Regions from separate parts of the Homo sapiens genome. Here region 2 is linked to region 1. A link is a loop called in an ENCODE intact Hi-C map of the cell type or tissue named here. Cell type or tissue: GM12878. All regions are shown on one strand. Links, peaks and the distances in the headings refer to the core of each region. The heading gives the core; the rest is flanking DNA.

What was found. Hi-C counts contacts between places; a loop is a spot of excess contacts. Peaks named below come from ENCODE experiments on the same cell type or tissue, not always from the same donor. Only the 100,000 strongest peaks of a DNase experiment are listed, where the experiment ranks them.
Region 2: a loop joins it to region 1, with 6 times the contacts of the local background. A loop is called at or near these places in 4 of 110 quality-filtered maps.

The regions. Positions count from the first base shown.
Region 1 is chr1:180,879,237-180,884,750 of GRCh38, reverse strand. XPR1 (xenotropic and polytropic retrovirus receptor 1) reads right to left here. Exons shown (of 15, transcript NM_004736.4): 14 at 4,454-4,675; 15 at 1-745. The coding sequence ends at 685. Among named protein-coding and RNA genes, the nearest start is that of LINC02816, 25 kb to the left of the region's middle. In GM12878, for the core only: a CTCF peak has its summit at 2,643 (motif pointing left); a DNase peak (open chromatin) is centred at 2,550.
Region 2 is chr1:180,978,458-180,983,971 of GRCh38, reverse strand. The region is part of intron 7 of STX6 (syntaxin 6); the gene reads left to right. Among named protein-coding and RNA genes, the nearest start is that of KIAA1614-AS1, 26 kb to the right of the region's middle. RefSeq lists a silencer at 2,205-2,284. In GM12878, for the core only: a CTCF peak has its summit at 2,119; a DNase peak (open chromatin) is centred at 2,171; H3K4me3 peaks cover 490 bases; H3K27ac peaks cover 1,131 bases.

The sequences.
Region 1 (5,514 bases), core at 160-5,159:
CTGTTATCACCTTCATTGCACAGGAGTTATATCATTCTGTATGGTTAAGTTTCATAAATAATGAGAAAACTATGTGTAACAAATACATCATATTTCCCACCCACCCAGCAACCCTTCCCAAAATAAGAAAAGTTACATCAAATTAAAAAGTAGCTTCATGAATGAAGGTACTGCTTTAAGTTGCACTTTTCCTGCAAGTGCGGCCAGTGCCTTTGCGCTGGGTATGAAGGAAAGAAAAAAATTCTCCACATAAACTGACAAAAAATTTAAAAACCAATGTCCGGTTTCAACCAGTCAAAACCGGGCTGAGCGGAAGCCGAGATATCTCAGTACCGTCCCATCAGAGGGTCCTTGCAATGCCTGTTCTTCATCCTGATAGGTATCTATGTCCTTGTGATTGTAAACAATCCATAAGATACTATGTTTTGTTTCTTAAAACATCCTCTGATTGGCAAATGAAGTAAATATTTGTTTTGAAAATAGAAAATTAAAATTAAACCAGAAGAAAAGAAAAGAAACACAGTGAGCTTGTTTGGAGTCCATAGGATCCGATCCGGAAGAGCTCGGAAAATGTGTTATGTGTTTTCTCCTGTTTTCGGCTGGAAAGGTACTAGAGGTTGCGTTGGTCGAGGAAAGGATTGTAGAGTAGGAAAACCAAAGATGTTAAGCTAGACTTCAGAAAATTCAAGTGTTAGCTTCATCATCTGTGTCTTCTATCAATACCTTAGTGTCACGAGCCTTGGATCTAGTGGTAACAAGGGGGACAAAAAGCACTTAGTCCATTACCCAAATATAAACACTTTCACAGTATTAGACACATTTCCAGTCTTACCATCATTAAACATACATCCTAAACAGGGACTATCTGCTGTACCAGACGGATTATTCTAGAGTTTCCTATTCAATTTCAGATACTATTGGAAAAACACTAAGAAACTAGATCACAACCAGAGGAAGGTAACAAGAACAATGGCAGGGTATGTGCAACGCAGAAGGTAGTGATCTGGGTTTGAGTACTGACTTTGATTTTTTTTTTTTTTTTTGAGACAGAGTCTCGCTCTGTCGCCAGGCTGGAGTGCAGTGGCATAATCTCAGCTCACTGCAACCTCCGTTTCCCAGGCTCAAGCAATTCTCCTGCCTCAGCCTCCTGAGTAGCTGGGATTACAGGCATGTGCCACCACGCTTGGCGAAGTTTTGTATTTTTAGTAGAGATGGGCTTTCACCATGTTGGCCAGGCTGGTCTCAAACTCCTGACCTCAGGTAATCTGCCCGCCTTGGCCTCCCAAAGTGTTAGGTTTACAGGTGTGAGTCACTGCACCTGGCCACCTGACTTTGATTTTATGATGCATCTATTTAACCCTTTGAGTGCCCGTTTCCATCTCTGTAAGGCAGGAATGGTAACACCGATTTCACTGAATACCACTTTCACCTCATGGAGACAGTATGCATATCAAGTGAGAACATGGATGAAAAAAGCATTAAACAAACTTAAGAAACTGGCTGGTTCCTGTAATCCCAGCTCCTTGGGAGGCTGACATAAGAGGATCGCCTTAGCCCGGCAGTTTGAGACCAGTCTGAGCATCACAGTGAGACCCTGTCTTAAAAAAAAAAAAAAAAAAAAAAAGCCAGGTATGATAGTGCAAACCTGTAGCCCCAGCTACTCAGGAAGCTGAGGAAGGAGGATCATTTCAGCCCAGGAGTTCAAGGCTGCAGTAAGGTATGATCACACCACTGCACTCCAGCCTAGGTGACAGACTGAGACCATGTCTCCAAAAAAAAACAACCAACCCCCAAAAAACAAATATAAGAAATTGTGATAAGGATGATGAGGATAAGATAAAACACCACTTGAGGCATACATGAGAAACCAAAAGAGTTAGCCAGCAGAAGAGAAGACCTAAGGAGAGGCATAACAGTTATTTCTCTTCAAAGAGTTGACAACATACAATGCAGAAGAGGGAGGAGACTCATTATAAGTTATGTGAGAGAGCCCAAATAGGATCAAATTGTTAAAGTTATAGTGAAATTACAGTGAAGCACATTTCAGCCCAACATAAACCATTTACCACTATAAATACCAACAATAAAATCAGGTGGCTGAGTGTGGTGGCTCTTGCCTGTAATCCCAGCACTTTGGGAGGCCAAGGAGGGAAGACTTCTTCAGGCTAGGAGTTTGAGACTAGCCTGGGCAACATAGTAAGACCCTGTCTCTATAAAAAATAAAAAATTAGCTGGGCAGAGGGGTGCAGGCGTGTAGTGCCAACTACTTGGGAGGCTGAGGTGGGAGGAGTGCTTGAACCCAGGAGGTTGAAGCTGCAGTGAGTCATGATCGTGCTGCTGCATTGAGCCAACCTGGGCAACGGAGCGAGATACTGTTTCAAAAAAACAAACAAACAAAAAAACCACACACATTAAGGATATGCTAAAGGTTGCATGAGTGATAAAGTCAGTACTGAAACTCAGATCTTATTTTGGATTCCCTGCTCTCTCCGCTGTACACCAACTGTTCCATTCCTAATGTCTTACTCTTGGTGCAATCTGGTTTCCCAGAGTTTCTCCGTTAAACACCTGAAATGGAACAGAATAATCTATTGCCAAAGAGCCCCTTCTTTAAGCAGAAATAGTATATGTTTAGATTGCCCTCTGCTGGTAACTAACAAGGATAATTAGACTTCAAAATCAGGAGCTCAATGAGGTCACCAATCACACTTAGCATTTTCTTCCAGCCCTTTGTGGCACTTATCTCACTGACCCACTCAGTGCTCCCCTGCCCCAGCTTCTTCAAACTCTGCTTCCTTGGGATCACAGCACCAACCATGCTTTGTTTTGATGCTCTTCCTATTACCTCCCTGACTATTCCTACCTCTTTTGTTTATTTTCTTTTTTTCTCTTGTCTGTGTTTGTTCCCTGGCTACTATGGTTGAGCCAGGGATTAAGACTCAGTTCCCTGCTCTCTGCTTTTCTCTGCCTTCTTCAGAGAACTTCCAAATCTCTATTTAAAGTTCAGCAGGTTCTACTCTACTCCTCTATATCCAATGAGTTACTGATACTACCTCCTGTTTCTTACTTCCTTCAAAACATCTCCTTATGTTCCTTCTGGTCCAACAGTAAGCATCCTGATCTGAATTTTCACTGCCCCATACATTGAAGTACTGCATAGCTTTTCATCTGGCTTTCTGGCCTTCAGTTTTTCCCTTGCCTAATATATCTTACACAGTGCTATTAAAACTTCCTAGGATACTACTTTCACAATGTCATTCTTCTACAGAAAAATTCTCTGTGACTCGTGGCTGGGTGCGGTGGCTCATGCCTGTAATGCCAGCACTTTGGGAGGCCAATGCGGGCGGATCACGAGGTCAGGAGATCGAGACCATCCTGGCTAACATGGTGAAACCCCATCTCTACCAAAAACACAAAAAATTAGCTGCGTGTGGTAGCGGACGCCTGTAGTCCCAGCTACTCGGGAGGCTGAGGCAGGAGAATGGCGTGAACCCAGGAGGTGCAGCTTGCAGTGAGTGGAGATTGCACCACTGCACTCCAGCCTGGGCAACAGAGCGAGACTCCATCTCAAAAAAAAAAAATTATCTGTGACTCATTCCTGCCTACAAGATCAAGTTTGCATTTTCAGCCTTTTACAATCATACTTCATCTATTCAGCAAAATTATTCTTACTATAATTCTAGTCACATGGTTTTTCTTTCTGCACTTCATTTCTACCTTTATGTTCTTTACTGTGTCTCTAGTCTATTCACTCCCTTATCCTTTAGAAAACCGTTCATCCTCAACCTAAGCCTCCTTCATTCCAATCTACTGTGCTATCTATTGTCTCTAAATTTCATATGCAGTCACCATATACTGTACATTTATGGTAACTTTTAGCAACATACGTAGTCAATGACTGATAAAAATATTGTTGTAGGTATTTAATAAGAAGATAAAAATAGTAATAGTTTATTCTTAGTAGGCTCTTTCTGTGAGGGAACTGGTCCAAGTTCTATGTAATAATGAATATAATCCACTTAACCTCCCTATAAGCAAGAACCATATTAATTTCAATTTACAGATGGGGGCAGAAAACAGAAATTAAGTCATTTGGTCAAGGCATAGATGGCAGGATTCCTAAAGTTTATAACATAAAAATTATTTGCATACACAACACACAGAAGAGTCAAGTATTAATAAATCACTCTCCAACAACCTTTTCCTCCAGACAGTGGATCTTTAGTGCCAAATTACTAGGTTATGCACTGATGACATTTACTCTATGTGCTCATTTAGACAGTCATAGGTTGTATCATATGGAATTGCTGCTTATTACTGTTTTTTTGTAGGTGAAAAATGGCTGAGTATTGGCAATTTCATTTGGTTCAACCTGATAGCTTTTTAGCTTACATGCTACCCAATGCTAAAACTCAAAGGAAATATGCCTCACAGAAGTAGAAGCCATACATACTGAGAAGCGAGGCGAGGCCGGCGCAGGGATATGCTCTGGTTGTACTTCCATGACCGATTCTTCTGGCGGTTTCGTACCCCATCATCCTGGTCCATCATCTGTTCTAGGAGAGTCTGATCATCTGCGTTCAGGGGGGCCACAGAGATGTCCCGCACAGCACGGAATTCACCACAGTTATTCAGATGTTCATTCTCCAGGCGGAAGAAGTTCCACACAAATCGCCTTAGCAAAATGGGGTAGATCAAAGTACTTATGAAATTGTAACATACTTCTGCTACCTGTAAACCTCCCAGTGTATCAAGTTTCCACTCATGGAAACAAAAACAAAGAATTAAGGGCTTGAATATTAAAATAGGGAAAGATGGTGTTGCGGGGAGGTGGTGGTGGGGGGGTAAGGGAAACAAGACTAGACTATGAAAAAGGGAGGGACTTATGCAATGCAGTTTTAGAGTGCTCATTCTTTCAACTTATTTGACAAATATTTACTGAATGTCTGCCATAAGGCAGTAAAGGCACAGAATGACTCAAAGCCTTTTTGCCCTTATGGGGTGTAATTTCTAGTGGTGGAGACAGACAATGAGCAAGTAAACAATCAATCGGCTAATGATAACTACTGTGAAGAAAATAAAGCAGGACAAGGGAATAGAGTATGCCATCATTAAGACTGGTTAGGGAAAGCTTCTTTGAAGACATGGCAGCTATTGAAAACCTGACTGATACAAAGAAGCAAGTCATGTAAAAATCCTGGAGGAAAGCATCCCAGGCAGAGGAAAATGGCAAGTATAAAAAGGCAAGTTGGAAACAACAGCAAGGTCAGTGGGGGCTAAGAATAAGTGAGGTTAAAATAGCAGGAGATAATGATGGAGGGGTGGAAGAGGGCCCACCCACAGAGGGCCTTATAACCCATAGTTTAAATTTTAGGTCTAATGGAGAACAATGAGAGAACAACAGGAGAATGAAGTGATTTGTTTGAAAAAGGTCCTGCTGAATGGTGAAGAGATCAAAGGGAGACAAGAACAGCTGAAGACAGACCAATTAGAAGGGCTGTTGCAGCAGTCCAG
Region 2 (5,514 bases), core at 121-5,120, 99 kb before region 1:
CTGCCTCAGCCTCCCAAGTAGCTGGGACTACAGGCGCCCGCCACCATGCCCAGCTAATTTTTTGTATTTTTAGTAGAGATGGAGTTTCACCGTGTTAGCCAGGATGGTCTCGATCTCCTGACCTCGTGATCTGCCCGCCTCGGCCTCCCAAAGTGCTGGGATTACAGGCGTGAGCCACCGCGCCCAGCCCAGTAGAATAACTTTCTTTGCAGTTACAAAATCCTTCTTTATTTTACTGGTTTTTTAAGATTTCCTTGCCAAAATAGGGAACTTATGTAAAACAACAGTTAAGCCAGTTACTGTTTCTCCTGAACATTCTTTCATTGATAGAAAAATACCTACTACTTCAGAATAAGATGGCATGTGTGGATCTATTTTAAATTGTTATGTTTAAATCAATACTGAAATATTTCAGCAAATTTGCACCAGGATGAGGATGAATAAACAATTTTCATAATAGTTACTGTATAAGATATGTTCCAGTGACTCTTTACATGGGAAATAATATATTTTAAATTTTAAAAAATCCAGTATCTCTTCTTTATCTGGTGGGGGTTGCTTGGTGGAAGGAGAAACTGAGATGCTCCTTGAGGTAATCTGAATGTTCCCTGACTGTAGAGCACCTCCCTTGTGTTAGAACATGCCCTGTTTCTTGACACCTTTTCTTCTGTTGGTTTCCTACTGTCAGGTACATGTTATAAGGTCTAATAGGTTAGCTTTTTGAAGCAATATTTAAATACATATGCAGGTTTACTTTTCAGAAGTTTAACTCATAGGTTACATAACAGTTCTCTGGGGCTCAGTTTCTTATCTGTAAAAATATGTTGAGTCCTACCTCTCCAGGTAATTGTGAGGATTAAATGAAATACCAGTAAAGTAGAAGTGCTTAACTGCGTTTACCATTTATTTATTGGTACTTAGTAAATGTTTTTAAGAAATTGTAAGGCAACAAAAATTGTAATGGCCCCAAGGCGCAATGGACCTATTACATCCAAAACAAAGAGAAGCTCCTATCTAGAGTCATTTTCTTCTTTCTCTTTAGGGACAAGTATCTTTGTTTCTAGCGGGCTCTTCATTGCCTGAAACTGTGCATATATGGGAAGCAGGCACCAGCTTAGTTCATCTGTCACACATTTAGAGAAAGGTTTGCAAAGTCTTTTCTGATTCCCTCTGTTCTCTCTTCTGCCTTCTCCCCTCTACTTAAAAACAAAACAATAAACAAAAAAAAGGTGTTTTAATGAAGAATTGTATAACCAGTTTAAACTCCAGGCCTCTCACTCATGTATGTAGTAGTTGCAAAGTCAAGTAGCTACTTCAGCACCAGTTCTGTTTGGGGAAGAGCAAGTGAACAAAGATGCACTGTCTTTGTTTCCCAGCATTCTGGGTATGAATAATTTAGAAAAGTACTTGCATTGTGAGAAGCGACCCAGTGTGTATAAATAGCACTGAAGTTTGCTTATGCTTTATTCTACTTTTTCCCAAAAGAAAAATTGGGGAAGCAATGTAATAACTTTGGTTATATTTGTATAGGAAAAAGAGCCAGGAAACAGAGCATTTATCCTGAACGGTGCTTCACTTTTGACAGGTTGCTTGTGTTTTCATTTTAATCTTTGCTTGCTACCCAAAGAAATACTCCCTAAGGACCTCTTCCTGCTTGGTGCTTTCTGCTTCAATTTGACAAACAAGCAATTTGTATTCGTCTCTGCTCTCCTCCATAATTTTTGCAGAAGTTCACTGCTTTAGTAATCAAACCTGTACATAAAGGAAGCCTATGGAGGCACAGCGAAGTGTGATTAAGTAGTTACAGGCACACAGGCGGACCATCTCCGCTCCCCGTGGCTGTCTGCTTCATGGGGAGAAACCAACCAAGACTCCACATTTACTTTTTTGAATGACCCAAGAGAGACACTAATTGTATTCTCCTACCCACAGAAGTATTTTATTTTAAGTAGATACTGAGATTTTTTTCCCTCTTACTTTCCAACATTCCATTAATCTTTTCTCTTTAGGGGAGAAAAATATTTTGAGAGAGAGAAAAAACTACCATTGGAGTTCTTTTGTTCCGCTCTGACTTTTTGAGGCAGGTCCTGAGCTTGCAATGCTGCTTAAAACTTTCCACTTGAGGTCACAAGAGCCCCTGTGGTTAGTACCCGTTCCTTCTATGCATGAAGCCTCTGCGGGAAGTGCTGAGAAGTCTGCTGGGGTAACAGCTCCCTGGGGTTACCTAGTTCATGCTTCGTAGAGGCAGCTTAGCCACTTCAGAGGAAAACGGCTTTAAAAGAACATCCTCGGGTTGTGCTGGCTTGTGTGGTATATGCTTCTCCTTGGTGAAAATTCCTACTTAATACAGTTGTGGAAGAGAAGGTGATTGGAGGGTGGTAGGAGGCATGAGTAGAGGCTGATGGAAAGCCAAAAAATGGAAATCTGGTTCAGTGTTGGAAATCTGGTGCTGAGAATAGCGAGATGCCTGAGGGAAGGGGGTAAACATAGGAGTGTGTGAGGTTGAGGGCGGGGTTGGAGAAGGAATACTTTCTCCGTTTTTGTCCTGAAAGAATCGCAACTAATCATTTTAGCAAAGTGGTTTTAAATTATTGTAAGCATTTTAATCTTTTTAAAAAATTAATAAACTATTTTTAGAACAGTTTTAGGTTCCTAGCAAAATTGAGCAGGAAGTACAGAGAGTTCCCATATAGCCCCCTTCCCCCATGCATAACTTCCCTGACTATTGACATCAAGCATCACGGTGGTACGTTTGTTACAATCAGCCTACGCTAACACATCATTAATCATCCGCAAAGACCGTTGTTTACCTTAGGATTCACTCTTGGTATTGTACATTCTCTGGGTTTGAACAAATGTATAAATGACATGTATCCATCATTGTAGCATCACACAGAGCTGTTTCACTGCCCTAAAAAATCCTGTGTTCCACCTGTTTATCCCTCCCTTCCCCCAACCCCCAAACTACTGATCCTTTGACTGTCTCCATAGTTTTGCTTTTCCAGCTTGCATATGGTTGGAATCATATATCACAGATCCTTTTCAGATTGGCTTCTCTCACTTAGCAGTGTGCATCTAAGTTTCCACTGTGCTTTTTCATGGCTTGATAGCTTATTTCTGTTTTAACACTGAATAATATTCTATTGTCTGGATGTACCACAATTTATCCATTTACCTACTGAAGGACGCCTTGGTTGCTTCCAAGTTTTGGCAATGATGAATAAAGCTGTTATAAACACCCATGTGCAAATTAGCCAGGCGTGGTGGCGTGCGCCTATAACCCCAGCTACTTGGGAGGCTGAGGCAGGAGAATCGCTTGAACCCAGGAGGCAGAGGTTGCAGTGAGCCGAGATCACACCACTGCACTCTAGCCTGGGTGACAGAGGGAGACTCTGTCTCAAAAAAAAAAAAAAAAAAAAAAAAAAAGTGCAGGTTTTTATATGGACATAAGTTTTTAAGTTCATTTGGATAAGTAACAAGGTATGTGGTTGCTGAATGGTTATGGTAAGAGTATGTTTGGGTTTTGTAAGAAACTGCCAACCTGTCTACCAAAGTGGCTGTACCAGTTTGAATTCCCACTAGGAGTTAATATTGCTCCACATCCTTGCTAGCATATGGTGTTGTCACTGTTTGGGGTTTTGACCATTCTAATAGGTGTGTATTGTTTCTTGTTTTAATTTGCCTTTCCCCAGTGACATCTAATGTTGAACATCTTTTCGTATGCTTCCCTGGCAGCTCTTTCATGGTGTTTTTTTTTTTTTTTTTGAGACAGAGTCTGACTCTGTCACCTATGCTAGAGTGCAGAGGTGCGATCTCAGCTCACTGCAACTTTTGCCTTCCAGGCTCAAGTGGTTCTTGTGCTTCAGCCTTTCAAGTAGCTGGGATTACAGGCCTGCGCCACCACGCCCAGCTAATTTTTGTATTTTTAGTAGAGACAGGGTTTCACCATGTTGGCCAGGCTGGTCTTGAACTCCTAACCTCAAGTGATCTGCCTGCCATGGCTTCTCAAAGTGCTGAGATTACAGGTGTGAGCCACCTTGCCCAGCCCCATCTCTTTTTTGATGAGGTGTCTGTTCAGGTCTTTTGCCCATTTTTAAAATCAAGCTGTTAGTTTTCATACTGGTGAGTTTTAAAAATTCTTTGTATAATACATTCTGGACAACAGTCCTTTATCAGATGAATCTTTTGCAAATATTCTACCCCAATCTGTGGCTTGTCTTCTCATTCTTTTGACAGTGACTTCACAGAGCATAAGTTTTTAATTTTAATGACATCCCAATTTCAATTATTTATTTCATGGATATATAGTGTCTTTGGTGTTGCATCTAAAAAGTCATTGCCATACCCAAGGTCATCTAGGTTTTCTCCTGTGTTTTCTTCCAGGAGTTTGATAATTTTGCATTTTACATTTAGGTCTGTGGATACATTTTGAGTTAATTTTTGTTAAGGTGTAAAGTCTGCCTCCAACTTCATTTTTTTGGCATGGATGTCCAGTTGTTTCAGCACCATTTGTTGAAAAGACTCTCTTTGCTCTGTTGTATTGCACTTGCTCCTTTGTGAAAGATCAGTTGACTGTATTTATGTCAGCCTATTTCTGGACTGTCTGTTCCATTGATCTGCTTGTCTATTTTCCTAATACTACATTATCTTGATTGATGTTATGGTAAGTCTTATAGTTGTTCCACATTTCTGGAATATTCTGTGCCAGGTTTTTTTTCAGTCTTTTTTTCTTTTTTCAGGTTTCTGTTGACAAATTGTGAAGCTCAGAGATCCTTTCCTTAGCTGTGTTTAGCCTACTAATGAGCCCATTAGGGGCATTCTTCATTTGTGTAGTCTTTTTGATCTCTATTTTTTTCATTCTAGAATTTCCATGTCTCTGCCTACATTATCCATGTGTTCTTGCATGTTGTTTACTTTTTCCATTAAAGCCTGTAGCATATTAATCATAGTTTTAAAAATTCCTCTTCTGATAATTCCAACATTCCTGCTGTATCTGACTCTGGTTCTGATGCATATGCAGTTTCTTCCTACTGTTGCTTTTTCCTTTAGTGTGCCTTTTACCTTTTTGTTGAAAAGTGGACATGATATACTGGGTAAAAGGAACTGTGGTAAATAGACCTTTACCATAGATGGGGTGGTGAGGCCGGGGGGTGGCATTTTCTAGTCCTGTGATTAGGTCTTAGCCTCTGGTGAGCCTGTGCCCCTGGCCCGTGAACTTCACTAGTGCTTCCCAGTTTTTCTACTGTTAGGTGGAACTGGATGGCTAGAGAAGACTGGAGTTGGGTATTTTCCTTCCCCCAGGTTAGTCAGACTCTGGTTAGTTTCTTTTGAGGGCAGACTTTGTTTAGAACAGAGTGCTCTGGAGTATTTCGTAGTGATTCTTTTTCCCCTCCGCCTGCTGGAAGCATGAGGGGATTTTTCCCAATATTCGCTGAGAACCTGGTCAAGCTCCTGGAGGTAAAACCCACAGAAGTGTGGGGGTCCCCTTCGCCTGGGTCCACCTGGAGTGTTTTT